Linked DNA regions of Homo sapiens: regions 1 and 3 are each linked to region 2. Evidence: chromatin contacts called from ENCODE Hi-C or POLR2A ChIA-PET data. All regions are on one chromosome and are shown on one strand. Each heading gives the region's core, a stretch centred on a gene start or an enhancer-like site at or near the end of the contact. The rest is flanking DNA. Distances are from core to core; before and after follow the strand shown.

Region 1 (2,700 bases), core at 1-2,500, 350 kb after region 2:
AAATCCCAGGTTGTCACTTGTACTTTCGATCAACTAGTTATAAATTCAGAGGTTCCCAGGACTCCCTCTTCAGGGTCACAGAACTCAGGAAAGTGCGTTTCTTACAGTTGCTGGTTTATTACAAAGGATAAAACTCAGACAGCCGTATGGAAGAGATGCGTAGGGCCTGGTGTGAGGTGGGGGCAGTGATGCTGTGCTCTCTGCTCGCACCACCCTCCAGTGCCTTGGTGTGTTCCACAACCCGGCGGGAAGCCCTCTGATCCCTGTGGTTTCTTACGGGGTTCCATTGTGCAGGCATGGTTGACTAAGCCACTGGTGATTCACTCAATCTCCAGCCCCTCACCCCTTTTCCATCCCAACCCGTCATCAGGCCTTGGTCTTTCTGGCCATCTGCTTCCATCCTGAAGCCACCTGGTGTCCCCGGTCATCAGTCACCTCATGAGCAAAAGGCTCTCTCATCACTCGGTTTCCAAGGGTTTCGGGTGCTATGTGCCAGCAACCAGGGACAAAGACCAGAGACAGTCACCCCTGGCCTGGCCTAAGGGGGTCTTTGTGATTGAGACATTCAGATTTCAGAGCTGGCCCAGGGGCCCCCTCTCAGGCCACGGTGCTCCTCACCCCAGGGATTCAGACCCAGCCATGTGCGTCCTGCAGGAGCAGGAGAGGTGGCTCGGGTCCCGGCCAGGACTGAGCACTGCGTCGATCAAAAGGGGAAAGGAAACCCTAGAAACGGGAAGATGCAGCCTCCAGCCCCAAGCCCAGCACAGGAGGGCGGCTCCCCGTTCATCTCTAAGCTGAACTCAGATAAAGACCGGGAGGACTAGAGGTCTGGGGCTCAAGCTCCGCTCAGGGGAAGAGGCTGGGGGCACGGCTAGGCACGTTCAAACCCGCTTCTGGGATGTTACCGCCGGCAGCGCGGGGCAGACGTCAGGTGTCTCACCCGCTCCGTGCCTCAGTTTCCCCGTCAGCTGCGGCACGCGCAGAGCCTCCCTCGCTGAACAACGGGCGGACGAGGAGAACCTAGAGGTGGCCGGGGTCCTTCGCGTCACCGAGGTCACTGTCCTACCTGCTGCCTCATCCCCGACCTCCACCCGCGGCCCCGGCGACAACCTCAGCTTTCCCAACTGAGAGGCCGCGCGGGCAGCCGACCGCCCCACCGACCCGGCCCGCGCTCAGGGAAGCCCCGCAGCCCCGGCCCGGCTCACCTCCGCGCACGCGCGCCCTGGCCGCCCGCGGAGACTCCGGGGTCGTGCCCGGGGGCGCGCAGAGGCGGGTCACGTGACCGGCGGGAGCTCGTCGCGGGGCGGGGCCGCGGTGGGTCACGTGACGCGGCCTCCCGCGCAGGCGCCCGAGGCAAGGGTGCGCGTCCGCGCTACGCCCCCCAGTGGCGGCTCCGGCAGAGCGGGCCTGGGCGCGTCCTCGCTCTCGGAGGGGGCCTGGGGAGCGCGTCTGGCTGCGCGTCCGGCGTCCCGCGGGGAGAGGCCCACGCGTGCTGCCCGCTGCCGGTTCCTCTGGGGTCAGAGACGGGGCGAGGCCCCCGCTGGCGCAGTCCCGGCCCGGTCCCCGTGGGGTCGGAGATGGGGCGTGGCCCCCGCTGCCCCGGCCTGGGTCCCCGCAGCTCGTAGGGCTTTGTAAGGGGCTGGCCCAGCCGCGCCTTGCGCCCAGGGATTCCTCCTGCCAACGCGTCCCGAGGGCATCATCGGAAAGGCGGCCAAAGGCGCTCAGCGCCAAGTTAGAAACAGCCAACATTTGGAAAGTCCTTAAGTGTGCTCCATAACTCACAGTTATTCCAGAAAGGAATAATCAAAACATTGTGATAACCCATAAAACTGACAATTGAGAAAACATTAAACTGACACAGGGGGAATTTTTTCATAAAATGAGAAAATGCTTACATTAAGAGGAGCACATTTTTACATGTGAGATACAAAAAACACACAGTATAACCTTAACTTGCCTAATAAAATGTATGTGCAGAAAAATACAAAAGGAGCCACACCAAAACACAGAGGTGTTGTTCCTGGGTAGGGGCATAGGGGCATTAAAAGCCCCCTTTCCAGCTTGCAGCGAGCCGAGACCGCGCCACTGCACTCCAGCCTGGGCGACAGAGCGAGACTCCGTCTCAAAAAAAAAAAAACAAAAGCCTCCCTTCCACCTCTGTTGTGGTTTCTGTATTTCTACAATGTTTTAAAATAAGTAAGGCTGACTCAGAAAGGCTTACTAGATATTCAGAAAAAAGATTTTATTCTTCTGCTGAAATGTTTGAAAGTGAAATTATTTTGTAGAGCATTTTCCCTTTAAACTGCAAAGAAGCCCCAAGGTCATTGGTACTTGGAAGTCCAGGGAGAAAGAGCGCTGGGTTAATGATGGAGAAAAGATAGGTGGGCAGACTGGGGCGTAGTCCCTTGGTGTGGACGCCCCAGCGTGCTCTTATTTCAGTGCTCACCCTGTTACGTGTGTCTGGGGCCACTGACTTTCTCCTGCAAGCTGTGGATCTGAATTTAACTCAAATGGGGACATGGGGGCAGGAAAAGGGACCTGAGAGTTCTAAGGGGTGGGGATGGGAAAACTGGTAAAGAAGGTGGTTTGTGGGTTTTCAGATGCACCTAGTAGAGGGAAGTGCTGGGGGGACCAGCCTCCCGGGCCAGGCTGGCTGGAGCTGCCTTAACTTTCCCACCTCTGCTCAGCCCACCAGCTTGT
Region 2 (2,700 bases), core at 33-2,532:
CTCATGGGGACACTCTTCCCCAACCCCCTACCTCACCCCCTCACCCCTCACCTAGAAGGAGGTCAGAAGAATTTGGTGCCATGGAAAGGAACATGGGGCATGGAGCACTTGAGGACACTCCCGGGACCCCCTCTGCAGGGGAAGGTGGAGCTCTGGGGCCAGAGGCTATGAGAGCACCAGCCAGCTCAGTGCACATTTGTCTGAGTCCGGAGTCCCAGTGCTGCTGTGAATGCGCTGAAGGGGTGAGGCAGGGATGGGGTGTTAGGGAGGAAAGAGAACTCTTTGTGAGTCACATTTCAGACGCCTCCATTCCCATTCATACATTAGGGTCTGTGGGGGACTGGGGCACATCAATATATTGTTAGAGAAAAAATGTATATGCAATATAAATGCATTAAGAAAAAAAAACACCCGAAGAAACGATTCTGACATGTTAATAGTGGTTCTATGTGGCAGTGGGATCGAGGATTTTTATACCGTACTTTCATATGTTTTCCAAATTTTCTACACCAAGCACGTGTTAGTTACGTAATTTAAAACTTATTTATTTTTAAACCAAATTCTCCAGCCAACTGTGCTTTTCCCCAGTTGCAGTAACTTTCCTTTCAGTCAGGTTTCTGGGTGAATCCAAAGAACAAGGCGGCCTCTCAAGCCCACATCATGTCACGTTCATATTTTCATTCTTCCTTCGTTGGGCCGGCTCTGCGGAGGCCGAGCGCTGGGGCTGGGGCGAGAACGGTGTCCCTGTCGTCAGGGAGTTTCCAGCTAGTGGCCTTCTCCCGCTTCTCAACCCATCCCCTCCCCTGTCCGCCGAGGTCGGGCTCTGACGGGAGCGGGCCGCCCTCCGTCTGATAGGTGCGGTCTGGGGAACTTGAGCTGCCCAGTCTCCCTCCTTCTTTCCCCTGCTGCAGACCCCAACTCTGAGCTTGGGGGACAGGGAGGCCGAAAGGGCCCTGTTAAACGCTGGGTGCTGGGAAGCCGCCCCCTCCAGGGAGCCCTCAGGACCTCAGGCCAGGGCTGGAAGCGAGAGGAGGCCGGAGCCCAGGGAAAACGGGCGACCGGGGGCGGCGCGCGTGTCAGTAAGGAGCCAGGCGGCGGGGACGGAAGCTCCGGGAGGGCGGCGGGCCGGGGCGGGTGTCAGAAGGCTCCGATTGGGCCTTCTGCGGCCCTGCTTCCCCCGCCCCCGAACCCCCCAAAAGCTGCGGGCAGCGGCAGGGCGCCTGCGACACAGGGGCGCGCCGCGCGGGACCTGAGGAAAAGCTACGGCCAAGCCCCGAGCACAGGCGCGCCGCCGCGCTGGCTCCGGGAACGCGGACGCACGGCGGGGCTGCCACAGCAACGCAGACAGGAGCGCGGCGACTGGCGGAACCGCGGAGAGGCGGGACTCAGGAGGCGTCTCGCGAGAGTTAGGCTTCGCGGGCTTCCGGCCGGTGCCGGCCGCGGGGGCCGACGGGGTTAGGCTTCCGGCGTGGGTTGTGTGGCCTCTCCCAGCTCCACGCGTTTCTGGGCGCCGGGCACTAGGCGAGCCGGCCGGGCTGGCGCGAGGCCGCAGGCGGGAAGAGTCCCCGGGGTCGGCCCCGAAGCGGCTCTGGAGGCAGTAGCCGGGGACGCCGAGGTCAGGGAGGAGGCGGATCCGAGCGCGGTCCCGCAGGGCCCTGTCCGTTCTTCCGCCTCGGCCGGTCCCGTCAGGCCGCCTTTAAATGCCCGGCGCCTCGCACCTGCTAACAAAACGAGCTCCTGCTGTTCCCCAGCTCCGTAAATGGTGCCCCTGGCCCTCCCCAGTTCTCAGGCAGAGCCTTGGCGGCCTCCCTGACCCCTAACACCCCGCATCCAGCCCGGCAGTACATCCTGTTGGCTGTGCCTTCGAAATTTCCCCAGACCTGACCTCTTCTCCCACCTCTGCCACCACCCTGCTCCGAGCCGTCTTTTCCCGCCGAGATGACTGTAGTAGCGTCTCAGCTGGGTCTCCCCGCTTCCACCTTCCCCTCCTGAGTCTCCTCAACACAGGAGCCAGAGCGATCTCGGAAAGTACAGGAGGTCATGCCCCAGTGTGGTTCCCCTTTCCTGGGTTTAAGTCAAGGTCCTCACCGTGCCTGCCGGCCTCCCGGGTCTCTGCGCGGTGGACTCTGGACCTCCCTGCCCCGTCCTGCCTCAGGGCCTTTGCACCTGCTGTTACCGCGGCCTGGAACGCTCCTCCCCTGAAACCCTGTGACTCCCACTTAGTGAGGCGACCACCTGTTGAAAACCGTGCCCCCTTCCTATACAGATGCTCCTGTCATATGGGGTTAGATTCCCCATCAACCCATCATAGGTTAAAGCATTGTAAGGCAATTTACGGTAGGTTTATCCGGATGTAACCCCATCTGTAAGCGGAGGAGTATACTGAATGTGTATGGCGTTTGTACCATGGCAAAGCCAAAATGTAAGTCAAACTCGAAGTCCAGGACGGTCTGTGGCCTGTACTCCCTTGCTTTCCCTCCCCGGCTCTTAGCGCCATCCAGCATCGTTGATAATGTAATTTGATGTGTATTGTCTGAAAGCACCAAGACGGCAGAGTTTCTCTCTTATCCAGATCACAGTGTGTGCTCAGTAAACACTAGACTGAGGGGGTGTATGAGAGGTCTTTTTTTCCTCTCTCCTTCCTCAGGAATGGGTGAAGATGAAGTCCTGTAAGGCAGGAGCTGGATCAAAGAAATATCC
Region 3 (2,700 bases), core at 64-2,563, 310 kb before region 2:
CTAAGGTCTAAGATACAGAGTGGGATACTACAAAAGAGCATTTTATTCAATAATGTGTCCCGGTTACTTCACCCTCTGGGAGGACCAGTGAGCTCCTCTCCCTTCGCACATATGCAGGAAGACAAAGTCATCGGACTGTTGTTGAAAGGAAGCGGCAAAAGACCCGAGAGCACTGAACGGGCAGAAGAAAGTGTGTTCTCTGGCAAAGCAGATGTATTTTAGAAGACTCCTTGGAGAACACATGGTTAACTCTATCATCAAAACCACAAGAATTTATGTTTCTAAAGGTAATTCTGAATGATTCTTGGTTGAGTCATCAGGAAAAAATACGAAGCAAATGTCACAGCAAATGTCTGAAATGAGACAGGCACTGCAAACCACTTAGCCTGGCCAGACAGAGCCACGCTGAGCCTCCACCCAACCTGCGCGCCAGGAAACCCATGCATCTTCCGTCTCCTGCGGGCAATGCAGGAGCGAAACTTTCCACGCTGACAAATACACGTTAATGCTCTATCATTAACATTTATAGTCCTGGAAATCCTTCAACTTAATTGAAAGAAAGGAAGTAAGTTTTTTGACCTCTATTCAATCCAAAATAATGTTTATCATTTTCATTAATAGACAATACTAGTGCATGCAGCACAGTGCAATAGACATCAATCTGTTTTATAGCAAGTCCCACAGCAAATGAAGTCCCACTGGGTTATAATTTTCAGTAGTATACAAATAGACGCGTAATAAATCTAAAATGATATTATGCCACTCAATCAAAGAAGTAGAAAACAGCCAAGGGAAAAAATATATTTTGGATTCTTACAGTGTATTGATGTATATGGTGAGTAAGATAATCATTTATGTGGAAAGTAATGTCATTGCTCATTTTGGAATTATTGAAATCAGTTTCCAAAAATGAAAAAGACAGGCAAAAATGAAAAAAAATTAGAGAACAATGTCTTCCAACAAGTTCATCATCAAATAAGATTCATAAATACGCTTGCCACCAAGTACACATGTACACATTTTGTCCAAATGAAGCAAAGCTGTATGTTGTTTACCCAGCACACCGCATTCTGTAGCAGCTGTGCCAGCATAATGAGGGCAGCGTGCTTAGAAACCGTTTCTCTTATTTACATAGTAAAGGGAGGGAGGGAGGGAATCCACCTTCCCGAGCATCGCCCTTCTCCAGGTCACCTGCAGACCGGCAGACACGCACAGCCGTCATCTGCAGCCCAATCCTAGTTCCCTTTTCTGGAGCAGGAAGTGCCAAGCTATAGCTCCTGGGCCAAATCTGGCCAACTGCCTGTTTCCTTAAAGAAAGCTTGACTGAGGCTGGGTGCGGTGGCTCGTGCCTGTAATCTCAGCACTTTGGAAGGCTGAGGCGGGCGGATCACCTGAGGTCAGGAGTTTGATGCCAGCCTGGCCAACATGGTAAAATCTCATCTCTACTAAAAATACAAAAATTAGCCAGGCGTGGTGGTGGGCACCTGTAATCCCAGCTACTCGGGAGGCTGAGGCAGGAGAATCGCTTGAACCGAGGAGGTGGAGGTTGCAGTGAGCCGAGATCACGCCACTGCACTCCAGCCTGGGCAACAGTGAGACTCGGTCTCAAAAAAAAAAAAAAGAAAAAAGAAAAAAGAAAGCTCGACTGGAACACAGCCATGCTCATTTGTTTATATATTGCCTGTGGCTCTTTCGTGCTGCAACAGCAGACTTGGGACTGTGTGGCCCGAAAAGCCTAACCCAAGTGCGTCTGCCCCTTCACAGAACCAGGTCTGCCGACTCCCATCAGAGTGCCAGGCTGAACCTTCCCACCCGCATACTCCTGGCGCCTAAATCCCAAAGCCCTACGCTCCGGCTAAATAAAACATGGAACTTCAACATAGTGAAATATAAAATGATACTTACTAAGAGTCTCTAATGATCTAGGGCAGGGAACTCTAGTATAATGCGAAGGGTTAAGGATATGAAATCGTAAATTCTGTCCACTTACATCAGTGCAAAATGTACATGCACAGAAAAAAGACCAACAGGCAATACATCAAAAAGTGAACACTAGTTGTCCTTAGATGGTAAAATCTTGGATGATTTTTTTCTACTTTTAACTTTTTAGTAATTTTCTGAAAAGAATGTATCTTTCATTTTTAATTAGAAAAATTGACTTTTCAAAATGAAAAAATAAAACTAAAACCCTAAAAACATACGTAATTACTGTCTGACAAACTATCTCACTCTTCCATTAAAAAAAAAAACCCTGGTGGTTTTTAACTTAGCTCACACAAAACTACACATTTCACTTGATAATTCTTTAATGAATATAGTCCATTACCACTCACAGGCCATAGACACCTAGCAAAATGTCATGTTCAACCTAATTTCAGCACTTCAATATGGGAGAAAGCAGTTTATTGTAAAAGAGCCGCCACCTGAGACACCGCTCAATTGTTCCAGGCAGTGGTTATCTGATGACCACTGTCTGCCACTGTGGCATATTGATTTCAAAGTCCCTCTTATGGTAACTGTATCAGTTTGTTTTTCACTGCACTTCCTACTAAATGCTTACTTTTAAAAATCTGACTATGTCCTAACTCCTACAAGGATTTCAGGGGCTACTGGGATGACACATCATGCCTTGGTAGAGAGAAAGCACATTCCCTACTCAGAGGGCAGGCACCCATTTTAGAAATAACGAGGCCAGCAGCC

What was found. Hi-C counts contacts between places; a loop is a spot of excess contacts on that map. ChIA-PET counts read pairs that join two places held with the same protein, here RNA polymerase II (POLR2A). Pooled maps may share reads with other maps.
Region 1: a loop to region 2 is called in a map of CD4-positive, alpha-beta T cell, with 4 times the contacts of the local background. The contact joins the promoter of GAA here to the enhancer-like site in region 2. A Hi-C loop is called at or near these places in 1 of 168 maps with a recorded cell type or tissue (CD4-positive, alpha-beta T cell), 10 of 37 single-sample maps with no recorded cell type and 12 of 50 pooled maps. POLR2A ChIA-PET finds 5 or more read pairs at or near these places in 13 of 52 experiments (AG04449, AG04450, CD4-positive, alpha-beta T cell and 10 more).
Region 3: a map of naive thymus-derived CD4-positive, alpha-beta T cell shows a loop between it and region 2 (2.5-fold over the local background). The contact joins two enhancer-like sites. A Hi-C loop is called at or near these places in 3 of 168 maps with a recorded cell type or tissue (head of caudate nucleus, naive thymus-derived CD4-positive, alpha-beta T cell and sigmoid colon) and 7 of 50 pooled maps. POLR2A ChIA-PET finds 5 or more read pairs at or near these places in 9 of 52 experiments (AG04450, CD4-positive, alpha-beta T cell, CD8-positive, alpha-beta memory T cell and 6 more).

What each region holds. Positions count from the first base shown.
Region 1 is chr17:80,100,131-80,102,830 of GRCh38, reverse strand. GAA (alpha glucosidase) reads right to left here and starts at 1,250. Exons shown (of 20, transcript NM_000152.5): 1 at 941-1,250. It overlaps CCDC40 (coiled-coil domain 40 molecular ruler complex subunit), which reads right to left. Exons shown (of 20, transcript NM_017950.4): 20 at 2,218-2,700. RefSeq lists an enhancer at 644-753 and a silencer at 1,084-1,703.
Region 2 is chr17:80,453,478-80,456,177 of GRCh38, reverse strand. No RefSeq gene overlaps it. Among named protein-coding and RNA genes, the nearest start is that of NPTX1, 22 kb to the left of the region's middle. RefSeq lists silencers at 995-1,254, 1,515-1,724 and an enhancer at 932-1,761. Within about 2 kb of position 1,282, at least 39 of the 41 ENCODE cell types and tissues checked have a DNase peak (open chromatin) inside an H3K27ac peak, as active enhancers do; they include CD4-positive, alpha-beta T cell, CD8-positive, alpha-beta T cell and OCI-LY7, where a contact is called at or near this core.
Region 3 is chr17:80,759,229-80,761,928 of GRCh38, reverse strand. The region is part of intron 6 of RPTOR (regulatory associated protein of MTOR complex 1); the gene reads right to left. Among named protein-coding and RNA genes, the nearest start is that of RPTOR, 220 kb to the right of the region's middle. RefSeq lists enhancers at 351-400, 1-895. Within about 2 kb of position 1,313, at least 12 of the 41 ENCODE cell types and tissues checked have a DNase peak (open chromatin) inside an H3K27ac peak, as active enhancers do; they include CD4-positive, alpha-beta T cell and OCI-LY7, where a contact is called at or near this core.